Linked DNA regions of Homo sapiens: regions 1, 2 and 4 are each linked to region 3. The links are chromatin contacts, found by Hi-C or POLR2A ChIA-PET in ENCODE. All regions are on one chromosome and are shown on one strand. The core of a region is the stretch at or near the end of the contact, and the rest is flanking DNA. Distances in the headings are between cores, read along the strand shown. Region 1 holds the start of KLF2-DT (KLF2 divergent transcript). Region 2 holds the start of TPM4 (tropomyosin 4). Region 3 holds the start of DNAJB1 (DnaJ heat shock protein family (Hsp40) member B1). Region 4 holds the start of IER2 (immediate early response 2).

Region 1 (2,974 bases), core at 411-2,910, 1.8 Mb after region 3:
TCCTTGGGATGCTCTTCCTCCCATACCCACATGGTCCCCAATGACTTTTTCACATTAGCTCACATTTCACCCCCTGGGTGAGATTCAGAATTTCCCCATTTTCTCCTTCCCACTCCCTCATCTCACACTCACTTTCTAGTCCCTTCTACTGCTCCATTTTTCTTTTTAAACCCCTATCAGTAAGGCCAGGCGCAATGGCTCACACCTGTAATCCCAGCACTTTGGGAGGCCGAGGCGGGTGGATCGCCTGAGCCCAGGACTTCAAGACCAGCCTGGGCAACATAGTGAGACCCCGTCTCTACAAAAAAATACAAAAAAAAAAATTTAGCCAGGCATGGTGGTGTGCACCTTGTAATCCCAGCTACTTGGGAGGCTAAGGCAGGAGGATCTCTTGAGCGCAGGAGTTCGAGGCTGCAGTGAGCTGTGATTGCACTACTACACTCCAGACTGGGCAACAGAGGGAGACCCTGTCTCAAAAAAACTCAAATGAATAAACCTCTATCCTTCCCTCCTTCACTAAAGTGGAGGTCCCCTAGGGCAGGGATCTTGTCTATCTCTTGGTTACTGTGTCCCCAGTGCCTACCCAGGGCTGGCAGACAGTTGTAACAGGAGTGACAGTCCCTGGCCAGCAGGGATATGGTGTGGGGGACAGAGGTGGAGCATTGAAGGGACCCATTGGGCAGCATTGTCCTCTGATGCCCCCGATGCTGGAGCTGTATTGGGGGAATGACTGTCATCACCGTCCTCTGAGTTACTTAATTCATTTATGGAAGTCAGTAAAGGAACCCAGCCTGCCTGTGCCTGCCGCAACTCCAACTTCTCCCAGCCACCTCTGCCTCAGTTTCCCTGCACTTGACGGGCTTATTGAGGTTGGGGAGGAGGGGGTGGGTGTCTCAAATGTCAAAGATTTAATGTGTCTTGATGTTACCACACAAAAGTTTTGTTTTGTTTGTTTTTTTGAGACAGTCTCCTCTGTCACCCAGGCTGGAGTGTAGTGGTGTGATTGTATCTCACTGCAGCCTCGACCTCCTGGGCTCAAGCGATCCTCCCACCTCAGCCTCCCACTACACCCAGCTAATTTTTTTTATTTTTTAAGAGATGGGGGCCACTGTGTTGCCCAGGCTGGTCTTGAACTCCTGGCCTCGAGTGATCCTCCTGTCTCAGCCTCCCAAAGCGGTGGGATTACAGATGTGACCCACTGCACCAGGTCTACACAAGGTGTTTTTTTTTACAGGGTGATGTGCACACGGTGGGTCCCTCTGGGTGGTCCCACAACAGATGAGGGGCCCAGCCTCACCCATCCATGAATCCTGGAGACTCCAGACTTCCCATCCATCCAGGGTTCTGCAGCCCTCTCTGAGGCTGGAGCCAATCTCCCCTTCCGTCAAGGGATCCGGGGAGACCGCCAAGCCCGGTGCTCCCCTGAGAGTCTCTGAGAGGCCCCGACACCGCCCCCGCTCCAGGTCCCCGGGATGCTCGCGCAGGCGGGAGCCCGGGGCGCCCGGGGGATCCCTGAGCGTCACGCCGCTGTTGTGGAGCGCGTGTTGACAACGTCGCCGGGGAGACGGGCGGGGGCGGGGCCCGGGAGAGGGGGAGGCGCGGCCCTGGCGGCGCGCGAGGGGCCGGGCTGTCAGCGCAAGGCCCAGGCCGCCGCAGTGGCCACGGCCGCTGCCGCCCGCCGGCTTATATACCGCGGCTAAATTTAGGCTGCGCCCGGAGCTCGTCCCCATCCGGGACGCGTTTCCGCCGCCGCCGCTTTGGCCCGGCCCCCGCGCGCGCCGCGCCTATAAGGCTTGGGCGGGCCCGGCCGCGGCCCACAGAGCCGTCCCCGCCCGCCCGCGCCCCGACCAGCCCGGCCTCGGGCAGCCACTCACCGGTGTCCCCGTCCGCGTCCTTTCTCCCCGGGTCCCGGCCATGGCGCTGAGTGAACCCATCCTGCCGTCCTTCTCCACTTTCGCCAGCCCGTGCCGCGAGCGCGGCCTGCAGGAGGTGAGGGCGGCGGGGACGGCGGGGCGGCCGGGACCGTGGGCGGCGGGCTCGGGGTAGTAGAACGTGGGCTGCGGGGTGACAGGACGCGAAGGCGGGGACTGCAGACTCAGGAGAGGAGGATGCGGGCCACGGGGATCGCGGACTTAGGGTGGTAAAAGGCAAGCAGCGCCCCCCGAGCCCCGCCGCCCGCTCACGCCCATTGCCCTGTCGCCCGCAGCGCTGGCCGCGCGCCGAACCCGAGTCCGGCGGCACCGACGACGACCTCAACAGCGTGCTGGACTTCATCCTGTCCATGGGGCTGGATGGCCTGGGCGCCGAGGCCGCCCCGGAGCCGCCGCCGCCGCCCCCGCCGCCTGCGTTCTATTACCCCGAACCCGGCGCGCCCCCGCCCTACAGCGCCCCCGCGGGTGGCCTGGTGTCTGAGCTGCTGCGACCCGAGCTGGATGCGCCGCTGGGGCCCGCACTGCACGGCCGCTTTCTGCTGGCGCCGCCCGGCCGCCTGGTCAAGGCCGAGCCCCCTGAAGCGGACGGCGGCGGCGGCTACGGCTGCGCCCCCGGGCTGACCCGTGGACCGCGCGGCCTCAAGCGCGAGGGCGCCCCGGGCCCGGCGGCTTCGTGCATGCGAGGTCCCGGGGGCCGCCCCCCGCCGCCGCCCGACACACCGCCGCTCAGCCCCGACGGCCCCGCGCGCCTGCCCGCGCCCGGTCCGCGCGCCTCCTTCCCGCCGCCTTTCGGTGGCCCTGGTTTCGGCGCGCCCGGGCCCGGCCTGCATTACGCGCCGCCTGCGCCCCCAGCCTTCGGTCTCTTCGACGACGCGGCCGCCGCCGCGGCAGCCCTGGGCCTGGCGCCCCCCGCCGCCCGCGGTCTCCTCACGCCGCCTGCGTCCCCGCTGGAGCTGCTGGAGGCCAAGCCAAAGCGCGGCCGCCGCTCTTGGCCCCGCAAACGCACCGCCACTCACACCTGCAGCTACGCGGGCTGCGGCAAG
Region 2 (3,378 bases), core at 792-3,291, 1.6 Mb after region 3:
TCTTCTCATAAGGGCCTTAATCCCATCATGGTGGGTCAACCCTCATGACCTCACCCAAACCTCATCATCTTCCAAAGGCCCCATCACCAATTACCATCACATGGAGATGAGGGCTTCAACACATGAATTGGAGAGGGGGCAAAAGCAAGCATTCAGTTCATTATAGGCTTATATTCCAGAAGACCTGGGCTCAAACCCTGTGCTGTGTGACCTGGGGAAAGTCATCCCACCTCTCTGAGCCTCCTGCTGTGGGGAGGAAGCAGGAGAATGAAGCTGGGCTCAGTGGGGGCTGTCTGCCCACCCTGGGAGCAGGAACAAGATCAGTGTCAAACCATCTAAGGCAAAAGTCAGATCCAAGCCAGGTGTGGCGACTCACGCCTGCAATCCCAGCAATTTGGGAGGCCGAGGCGGGCAGATCACTTGAGGTCAGGAGTTTGAGACCTGCCTGGCCAATATTGCAAAACCCTGTCTCTACTGAAAATACAAAAATTAGTCAGTCGTGGTGGTGTGCACCTGTAGTACCAGCTACCGGGGAGGTTGAGGCAGGAGAATCACTTGAACCCAGGAGGCGGAGGTTGCAGTGAGCTGAGATCGTGCCACTGCACTCCAGCCTTGGTGACAGAGCGAGACTCTCAAAAAAAAAAGTCAGATCCAGGCATGAGCTGGATATGATCACCCTAATCCAGAGTTGGGGGCCCAGGGAGGGAGTTTCAGCCTGGAGGTGACAGAAAAGTCTTCTTGAGCCAACTCTAGACCGGTGTGGTGGGGGGTGACAAAGAGAGGTGATGGGGTCTGTGGTTTGTAATCCATAGGCCTGAGCTTCTCAAACTAGGAGTGATGGGAGGATAGGACTCTTGGGATAAACAGAGGACTGAAAATTTAGGGAAAGTAGGGGACATTTTTATTAAAATGAACATGGCCTATATGCAAAAATTTTAAAGATTTAACCCGAGCCTTCAAAGAAAGTGATCCTGTAGGGGCGAGTCTCTTCTAGCCAAGCTCCCCAAAGCCCAGAAATGAGGGACTAGGTCTGAGCCCTTCAGCCCTTCAGAGTATTTTGGTAAGACAGTCTAAGAACCACTGCCTTGGGCCATAGGGAGCCATAGCAGGTTCTAGGCAGAAAGAGGGCAGGCGTATTTGTTAGAAAGTTTCTCTGACCCCGTGTTGGGGTCAGAACCAGAGGGAGAAAGGCTGGGGACAGGGATGGGCGGAGGGATCCACGCGCAGAGAATGAGATTGCTTAACTCCAGATCATGGTGAGGCTGCACCTCTGAAACTGGAATGTGTGTATTTCTGGAAAACATTTGGAGTCTTCAGTTTCCCAAAAGCTGCCATTGATCTCCCTAGAGTACTGGGGACCCCAATAAGCCCAAAACAGCTGGTCCTCAGGACGAGGGAAAGATGTGAAAATCCCACTATCAGGTAGCATGGATGGCGTGGTGCATGCTATCGCAACCCCTGTTCTACAGATAAGGAAACTGATGCCCAGAGAGAGACGGAGGACTCTTGTGAATATTGGGGGGGACCGCCCCTGCACCTCGGGGACGTGACCCCCCCCCCAGGCTGACCCGTTCCTCGCTCTGTCGTCCCCAGGTGGAGGAGGAGCTGACGCACCTCCAGAAGAAACTAAAAGGGACAGAGGACGAGCTGGATAAATATTCCGAGGACCTGAAGGACGCGCAGGAGAAGCTGGAGCTCACGGAGAAGAAGGCCTCCGACGTACGTGTGCAGGGATGCGGGAGCCCGCGGCGGGGCCAGGCCGGAGCCCCGGGGCCGGGAAGGCGGGGAGAGCCGCAGGGGGAGGAGGAAGAGGAGGAGGAGAAGGCGGCGCCTCCCAGCGCTTTCTCCAAATAAGTCCCGAAAAGGGGCACTTTCCAGCAGCTGTGGCCAGCGGTGCCGACGTCAGGCCCTCCCCCAGCGGTGCTGACGTCGGCGGTCCGGCCGGGTGACCTCATCGCCCCGACGGCAGCCGGCCCGGGGGGCGGGGAGAGGCGGGGGCGGCCCCCGCGCAGGCAAAGGCTTGGGGGGCCGGGGCGCGGCTGTGCAGCTCTCGCCGGAGCCGAGCCCAGCCGAGCGTCCGCCGCTGCCCGTGCGCCTCTGCGCCTCCGCGCCATGGCCGGCCTCAACTCCCTGGAGGCGGTGAAACGCAAGATCCAGGCCCTGCAGCAGCAGGCGGACGAGGCGGAAGACCGCGCGCAGGGCCTGCAGCGGGAGCTGGACGGCGAGCGCGAGCGGCGCGAGAAAGTGAGCGCCCCGGCCTCGGGCCCCGCACCCGCAGCCTCCTCCCCCGCGCGCCCTCCTTTCTTCCCGGCTTCCCGCGCTGCCCGCCCGCGCGCAGTCCTCGGGCCGCCTTTTTACGCCCTCGGACGCCGATCGCCGACCCACATCCCTGCGCCCGCAGCCAGGACCCCCTACTTCCTCCGCCGTCCTCCTTCCTGGGCCTGGGACAGGGGAGGGGGCGCCGCCTCCGGGTCGGGCGGGGCCGGCCAAGCGGGAAATGGGGGGATGGGGCGGAGGGGGTGAGCGATCTCCGGGTGGAGAAGTGGAGCGGCGGGAGGGGGCGTATCGTGCAGGCTCCGACTCCGGGGCTGGCGCCGGGGTCCCGGGCCGAGGGGAACCCGCGACCGGACTTGTGGGGGAGAATGAGGATGAAAACGTGGAGCTTCCATTGTCTAGGGTTTGACCGGCCGACAGGGATTTCGACGGGGGACCGGGGATCTGGGGAGGGGGTCGCACTTTCTCGCCTCTTTCGCGGCTTCCCGGCTTCTGCTTGCTTCCCTGACCGTTCCCAGGGGCGCGGCGGCGACGTGTCTGCTCCAGGCGGCGGGGGGGATGGGGGGTGGAGGAAGTTCAGCCCCAAGCCGCCCGCCTTTCTCCAGCTGATTCCTGCGGGAACCGGGGCGGCGGGACCCTGCCTCTCTCCAGAAGGCCCCGGGAACGCTGGCGCGGGGCCCTGAACCCACGATCGTTTGAGCGCCTGCTGTGCGCCTCCGCCGCGAGTCGCAGGGCCCGAGATAAACAATGGGTCTGAAAAAGGAGGGAGTTTCACCATCCTCTCTGCATCATCCTCCTGGCTGTCCCTCGGGACAGATGGTGGCACCGCCAGGGTCTGGGGACAGATTTGGATTCTGGTCCCATATCATGCCACCCACAGGCTTCATGACTTGGTATTTGCTCTCTAGGAGCTTTTTTCCCATCTGCGAGTAGGACTGATAAGAATCCCGACCCCCCAGAGTAGCAGGGAGGGTCCCAGGAGTAAATCTCAGGCGTGGAGCCTGGCGCTTTGTAAATAATCAATTGTGTTGTTGTTTTTTGTTGTTTTGTTTTTGAGGCAGTCTCACTCTGTCGCCCAGGCTGGAGTGCAGTGGTGCGATCTCG
Region 3 (3,349 bases), core at 765-3,264:
CAACACATTGGTTCAGCAAATACTAAACTGCTTCAAAAAGCAGCCATCGCCCTCTACAGACACCGCCCCACCTGGCACCTTACCTCCCGGAGGCTGATCCTGGCAGGATAAATGACATCAGAGCCATCTCTCTTAAAGATATTGTGGGGCTTGTCCTTTAAAACAAAGACGATATCAGCTGGAATGTTGTTGGAGGTCTGGTCTCCTTCCTTGGGGAAAGTGATTTTGGTTCCTTCTTTCCACCCCTTCTTCACTTCGATGGTCAATATTTTGTCTTCGTTTCGAATGCTCTTTCCGTCGGGGTTTAGCCGCTTGTGGGAGATTTTCATCTTCTTGGTACAGCCGCTGTAGATCTCTTCAAGGGAGACTCGAAGGTCGTGGGTGACTGGGGGATCTTGCTTCTTTCGGGCGGGCTCTTGGGCAGAGCGGGAGCGGCCAAAGTTCACGTTGGTGAAGCCACCCATGCCCATAGGGAAGCCAGAGAATGGGTCATCAATGTCCATGCCTTCCTCCCCGTTCCGCTGCCCAAAAAAGGTGTCAAAGGGATTTCTGCCACCGAAGAACTCAGCAAACATGGCATGAGGGTCTCCATGGAATGTGTAGCTGAAAGAGGTACCATTGGCACCACCGCCGCTACCGCCACTGGGGCCACTCCCCTTTAGGCCTGAAAAGCAGATTTAGAAGCAGTCAGATGGCTGAACAGCAGACTCTCTCTCGAGCTTCCCTTACAGGGGGAAACAGCTTGGAAGCCATGGGGGAGGAACTTTTTTGTCTGTCAGGGGAGAGCAAGGAAGAACCCCAAGTTTCTACCTCTCACTGCCAACAGCAGAGACGCCCCCCTACCAACAGTATTTCCGCGTAGCCTGACAGTGGAAAAGGACTCATGCGGTTAGGTGTTCACCTCCAGGTGCCACCTAGGCCCTGCCACTCCTGGACTGACCCATCCTCCTGGCAACATCACCAAGAGATGGCTAAAGACACATGGTCCAGGGTCGGCTTTCGGTAAGTGTTTACTCTCAACGTTTTAGGGCTAATGGTGCGTAGGAAGAGAAGAAAAAAAAAAACAAAAATAAATAGGGAGTTTTTAAATCCTCACACATTAGCATTCACTGCCACCATCCTTGCACAAAAAGTCAGCTCCAGATCAAGCCCAGAAGCCAGCCTGAATCATCAACGGGCACAGGAACAAAAAGCCCTGCTCTCCTTACCCTCCGAGGCGGCCCCGCTCTCCGGACCTGGGCGGCCGCTGCCTCCTGCGTGCCCTGCCGGGGCCAGGTCATCACTTCCCGGGAATTATCCCAACCCAGCCCCCAAGCCCACGAACGGGGTCGGCTCCTGCATTCACAACCCCTCGCCCCGCAGCTGAGCCGGAGGCGCCGCCCCGCGGACCCCGGCGGCCGAGCCCAGGTGAGCCCGGGTCCGCAGCGGGCTCCGCCGCGCCGTCCCCGTCGTCACCCCCGGCTCCCCCACCCCCATGCACCGCACCCCGGGGCTGCTCGGGGCCGCGGGAGGAGGCGCCCGGGGAGGGGCAGCCCCAGACATGCTAGAAGCTTCTGGCCGAGCGGCTGGGCCAAGGCTCCTCCTCCCACCGCGCGGCCGCCAATCCGAGGGCGGAGGCCCGCGAGGCCGGAGGGCGGGGCAGCTCGGCCCCACGGCCCGGGGCGTCCTTCCCGGGGGGCCGCCGAGAGGGGCCAGCGTGCCTCAGTTTCCCTGTCTGTCAAAAGGCGGGGCCGCGCCCCTGGCCGCGAGCACACACCTTCCTCCCCGTAGCGGTCGAAGATCTCGCGCTTGCGCGGGTCGCTGAGCACGTCGTAGGCCTCAGCGATCTCCTTGAACTTCTCCTCGGCGCCGGGCTCCTTGTTCTTGTCCGGGTGGTAGCGCAGCGCCTGGCGGCGGTAGGCCCGCTTGATCTCCTCGTCCGACGCGCCGCGGGCCAGGCCCAACGTCTGGTAGTAGTCTTTACCCATGACCCCCTCCTGCGGCCCGCCGACCCGCTGTCGCCGTCCCCCGGCTCCGCCGCCGACCAGTCCCGGACTCTATATACCCGTCCGGCGGAAGCTTCCAGAGCCCGCCAGCCCCCTCCAGAACCTTCCGCCCCGCCCGCCCCCGCGGCGCCGGCCAATCGCCGCCGCCCTTTCAGCGACACGCGACATCCGGGGCGGGGCCTCGCCGTCAACGGCCGCCCGCGCGGGGCCACGCCCCCTCCCGCTCCGCCCTCGGCAACACCTCCCCGCGGCGCGCGCGCACAGGTCGGAGGAGGCCCCGCCCACCTTTCGGGACGAGCCAATCGCGACCTTCTTTCCCTCTCTACGCGGCCCCAGCTACCCTGCGTCCCGCCCTCCGCCTGGGTCAGTAGGTCGGGACCCACAGCGAACTTGCTGTTCCAGGAAGGGGTGGGGCCTGGGACTACCCAGTCCTTTCCCCGGGAGGCGATGAACCTGCTCGCCCTTGTCTCGTGGGGCCTGCGGTGGGCTCCCGCCCGGTGACGCCGGACGAACTACCTAACCTGTGTCTGCCTAACCCAGGGGCCCCCTTCTATCTACAACATGGCAATAAGAGAACCTATCAGGCCGGGCGCGGAGCCTCATGCCTGTAATCCCATCACTTCCTGAGGCCAAGACAGGAGGATCTCTTGAGCCTAGGAGTTGGAGACCAGCCTAGGCAACATAAGGAGACTCCGTTTCTATTTAAGATTAACAAACAGGCCGGGCGCGGTGGCTCACGCCTGTAATCCCAGCATTTTGGGAGGCCGAGGCGGGCGGATCACTTGAGGTCAGGAGTTCGAGACCAGCCTGGCCAACATGGTGAAACCCCATCTCTGCTAAAAATATAAAAATTACCCGGGCGTTGGTGGCACGAACCTGTAATCCCAGCTACTCAGGAGATTGAGGCCTGAGAATAGCTTGAATCGGGGAGGCGGAGGTTGCAGTGAGCCGAGATCCGGCCGTTGCACTCCAGCCTCGGCAACAGAGCGAGACTCCGTCTCATAAATAAATAAAATAAGTAAAATAAAGTAAAATGAACAAAAAACCCACCAGCGCTATTCTCCCAACCGTGGGGAGAAGGATTTTGGGACGGAAGACTGCCTCTGTTCTCACCTCCTAAAGCAAGGTGAGGATCTGGACGGAAGCGCATCTCCCAAGGTCCTCCCAGTCCCGCCTTCTTCCCTTTACTGCCCTCTCAAGATCACTTGCCGCTAAATTTGAAATTTATCTTGTCTCTTGGCTTTCAATGTGTCTTCCCTCCCAGTCTGACATCGCCACCTGGGCAGGGGCCAGGTCCTGTCTGCACTGGGTCCCCAGTGCCTGGAACGCAGTGAGAACCTCATAAATATTCCCCGTTCTTACAC
Region 4 (2,991 bases), core at 453-2,952, 1.4 Mb before region 3:
ATGCGTCCTGGAAACAGGTGCACACAGGACAAATGGCATGGAAGCAGAAAGGAGATAGGTACACAGGCCCCCAGCCCTCTCCTGCAACAGGAAACCAGTATAGACCCAGAGGACACAGTAGAGAGGAACCCACGGACATATACACATAGAGAGGTTCAGGTGCACACACCGAGAAAGTGCAGGCAGGTAGACAGCAAGAAGATAACTGCCCACAGAGAGGACGGGCACTGTCGCAAAAGGGACAGGTGAACACGCACAGAGGGATCTGGCTTGGTTACCCCCAGGGGCTCAGGTGGGCAGGGTGGGTCAGGAAGGCTTACCTCTCTGTTATTCCTCTCCAAAAATGCTACGGCTGTTGGGCTGACCATATGGTCCTTCATTTCCTGGAGGTAAGGACAGCATTAGGGAGGAAAGACACTCAGGCTGGGCGCGGTGGCTCACGCCTGTAATCCTAGCACTTTGAGAGACCAAGCCGGGTGGATCACCTGAGGTCAGGAGTTCGAGACCAGCCTGATCAACATGGTGAAACCCCGTCTCTACTAAAAACACAAAACTTAGCCGGGTATCGTGGCAGGCACCTGTAGTCCCAGCTACTCAGGAGACTGAGACACAAGAATCGCTTGAGCCTGGGAGGCGGAGGTTGCAGTGAGCCGAGATTGCAACACTGTACTCCAGCCTGGGCGACAGAGCGAGGCTCTGTCTCAAAAAAAAAAAAAAAAAAGAAAGAAAGAAAGAAAAAAAAACACACTCAAACCTTCCCCCACTCCCCGCCTGCAGGACCTTTCCTGACCTGGACTGCCTCTCGCATCCGCTCCACGAACACCTTTCTCTCCTGCAGGTCCCCGGCTGGGAGCTTGAACTTGCCTGGGTTGGCTTCCACTATACGTGGGCTGAGAGTCAAGGGTCAAGGCCGGAGCCAGATATCATCCCCGTCCCTAGGGGTCCAGCCCTACCCGAAGGTGGGCTGCCACCGCAATGGGCTCTCCCATGCCACCCTCTGCCACAAAGCCCCAGGATATCGATGGTCTCTTCCAGGTCCTCGAGGTCCCACTCGATGCTGCGCAGGCCATTCCGCAGCTCATTGGTCGTCCAGTCCAGCTCCTCGCGTCCGACCGCCGCGCTTTCCTGCAGGAGCTCGCACCAGCGCTGGTACAGCCCGCGGGCCGTGTTCACCGCCTTCTGCACCTCGCTGCGGGCAGGGGCACGGCGGGCGCGGCTGGGGGCAGGCGGTCCTCCCGCCTGCCTCTGCCCCCGACTGCAAACCCAAACGCATGGGGGACTCCGGAGACCCCTATATACCCCTGCGTGCGCCTCCCACTCTGCACCCCGACGGCCTTGCCCAGCCCGCCGGGCACGCTGGGGCCGGCACCCGGGCACTGGCTGGCTTGGGTACAGAGCACCCTCCGCCCTCCCCCGTCGTTGTCACTCACCCTCGGACTACAAAAAAGGGGTCTTCGAGAGACATGTCAGTCCCTTCCCCCCCAGGCCGAACCCCCCTCCCGGCCTGGGTTCGCGGGCTGGTTCCCTCCCAACCGAGGAGAACGCGCCGCCACCCCCGCCCCCGTCACGCCACCATCGAGAGCCGGACCGCCAGGGGAGAAAGAGAAGCCTCGGAGGCCCGACGTGCGGACACTTCCGCCCTCTCCTCAGCCATCTTGGTTGTGGGCAGAGGCAGCTTCCGGTGCACATGCCCCCGCCCCTTAGCCCTCTCGTGCCGCACCGTAGGGGGCGGTGTCGGAGTTCTGTCTGGGCCTATTCGGGTCCGAGTTCGGAATTTCGGTTCAAGGCCCAGTTCCTCGGATTGTTCCTGCGCAACTTCAGTTTCCCTTCCAGGCACGGGCAATGTAAATAATGATAGCCTCCCTCATCTCTGGCGGCTGGGTATTATGGCTGGGGAAGGGGCTCATTCGATTCGTTGAAGCTTTTCATGGACTCCCTGAGCTGGCACCTGGGAGATCGTCCCATCCCAGGGTCCCGAGTGTCAGGTTTGGCTAGGGTCTGGGGGAGAGGTGGTCCTCCCTTCTCCCTGCGGGGGCGCGGTGAGGAGCGGGCCTGCTCCTCCGGGGAGTTCTGCCGCATTCTCCCAATCTCTTTCCTGAGAAGTGGCGGAGTTGGGGGCACTTCGAGGTCGCCTTGGGGCGAGGTGGTCGTGAGGGGGTCCCAGATATGCCAGCAGCGGGGGGAGGTCACCTTTGAGAAAGTGCGTGGAGGTGGGTTTCTTCAGAAGCGCGGAGTCTTTCTGGGTGCGAGCCTGGGGGTAGCGGGTGGTGGCTTTGAGGATGGTCTCCAGGGGGGCCCTCTGTGTGTGGGGTCTCCGTCTGGGTAGGGGCCAGGAATATCAGCGGAGGGACTCAGGGTCGTCCCTATGTGTGACAGTGGCGCTGTGTGTTGGGGAGCTTCGGGAAAGCACTTTTTTTGAGTGATAGGGGGCCTGGTCTCCCCTGGAGGGTGGGCGGGTTATCTGAGGGAGTCCTCGGAGGGTCGCCCCCTTGCGCGTCAGAGTTGCTGCGTGGGGTCTCAGAGATAGCGCCTGGGCTGGGGAAATCATTGTGGGGTCTCCGTGGTAAGGTTAGCGGGGTGGGGACGGCCTGCGTCTTCGGCAGGTCGTCGCAGTCTGGCACCATCGTTGAATGGGGACGAGTTTGGGAAGGGTATTTTAGGGGGGAATAACTTTTGAGTTCCCAGCGTGCGGGGGAAGGGCGGGACGGGAGGGTGTCCCAAGGCCTGAGAAGATCAGTGTGGGGCAGGGGTCAGGAATAACCTGGGAGGGGGCCTTGTATGGGGGAAATAATTGGGAAGAGGAGAGATGGGATGAAGGGGGCCTCAGCGGGTCGTCTCCTGTGTATGCAGGGTCGTTCTGCAGCGTCTCTGGGAGATGGCGTCCCTGGGAGCCCTCAGGTCGCCCCTACCCGCTGCGGGGTGCTTTCCTGGCGTCACGCCTTCCTGGCCCCTGGAGGGAAGGAAGTGAAACTCTCCTCTTCCCCCACCCGG

What was found. A loop is a pair of places that touch in the nucleus more often than their neighbours do. ChIA-PET counts read pairs that join two places held with the same protein, here RNA polymerase II (POLR2A). Pooled maps may share reads with other maps.
Region 1: a loop to region 3 is called in a map of naive thymus-derived CD4-positive, alpha-beta T cell, with 9 times the contacts of the local background. The contact joins the promoter of KLF2-DT here to the promoter of DNAJB1 in region 3. A Hi-C loop is called at or near these places in 1 of 168 maps with a recorded cell type or tissue (naive thymus-derived CD4-positive, alpha-beta T cell) and 5 of 50 pooled maps. POLR2A ChIA-PET finds 5 or more read pairs at or near these places in 1 of 52 experiments (H1).
Region 2: a loop to region 3 is called in a map of naive thymus-derived CD4-positive, alpha-beta T cell, with 4 times the contacts of the local background. The contact joins the promoter of TPM4 here to the promoter of DNAJB1 in region 3. A Hi-C loop is called at or near these places in 1 of 168 maps with a recorded cell type or tissue (naive thymus-derived CD4-positive, alpha-beta T cell), 1 of 37 single-sample maps with no recorded cell type and 11 of 50 pooled maps. POLR2A ChIA-PET finds 5 or more read pairs at or near these places in 1 of 52 experiments (IMR-90).
Region 4: a loop to region 3 is called in a map of transverse colon, with 6 times the contacts of the local background. The contact joins the promoter of IER2 here to the promoter of DNAJB1 in region 3. A Hi-C loop is called at or near these places in 5 of 168 maps with a recorded cell type or tissue (CD8-positive, alpha-beta T cell, MCF 10A, naive thymus-derived CD4-positive, alpha-beta T cell and 1 more), 3 of 37 single-sample maps with no recorded cell type and 21 of 50 pooled maps. POLR2A ChIA-PET finds 5 or more read pairs at or near these places in 4 of 52 experiments (H1, MCF 10A, WTC11 and 1 more).

Annotation. Positions count from the first base shown.
Region 1 is chr19:16,323,010-16,325,983 of GRCh38, forward strand. KLF2-DT (KLF2 divergent transcript) reads right to left here and starts at 1,661. Exons shown (of 2, transcript NR_186323.1): 1 at 1,298-1,661. KLF2 (KLF transcription factor 2) reads left to right here and starts at 1,817. Exons shown (of 3, transcript NM_016270.4): 1 at 1,817-1,989; 2 at 2,207-2,974. The coding sequence starts at 1,915. RefSeq lists a promoter at 1,127-1,962, silencers at 1,335-2,064, 2,155-2,404, 2,435-2,484, 2,955-2,974 and enhancers at 1,612-2,384, 2,385-2,974.
Region 2 is chr19:16,074,454-16,077,831 of GRCh38, forward strand. TPM4 (tropomyosin 4) reads left to right here and starts at 2,042. Exons shown (of 8, transcript NM_003290.3): 1 at 2,042-2,244. The coding sequence starts at 2,113. RefSeq lists enhancers at 926-1,655, 1,656-2,383, 2,384-3,113 and a silencer at 1,692-2,601.
Region 3 is chr19:14,516,383-14,519,731 of GRCh38, forward strand. It overlaps DNAJB1 (DnaJ heat shock protein family (Hsp40) member B1), which reads right to left and starts at 2,015. Exons shown (of 3, transcript NM_006145.3): 1 at 1,757-2,015; 2 at 84-664. The coding sequence starts at 1,967. RefSeq lists silencers at 1,297-1,866, 2,077-2,396 and an enhancer at 3,309-3,349.
Region 4 is chr19:13,148,709-13,151,699 of GRCh38, forward strand. IER2 (immediate early response 2) reads left to right here and starts at 1,703. Exons shown (of 2, transcript NM_004907.3): 1 at 1,703-1,844. STX10 (syntaxin 10) reads right to left here and starts at 1,667. Exons shown (of 8, transcript NM_003765.3): 1 at 1,431-1,667; 2 at 1,020-1,189; 3 at 791-885; 4 at 321-383. The coding sequence starts at 1,465. RefSeq lists silencers at 1,178-1,227, 1,268-1,427, 2,978-2,991 and enhancers at 1,548-1,747, 1,768-1,837.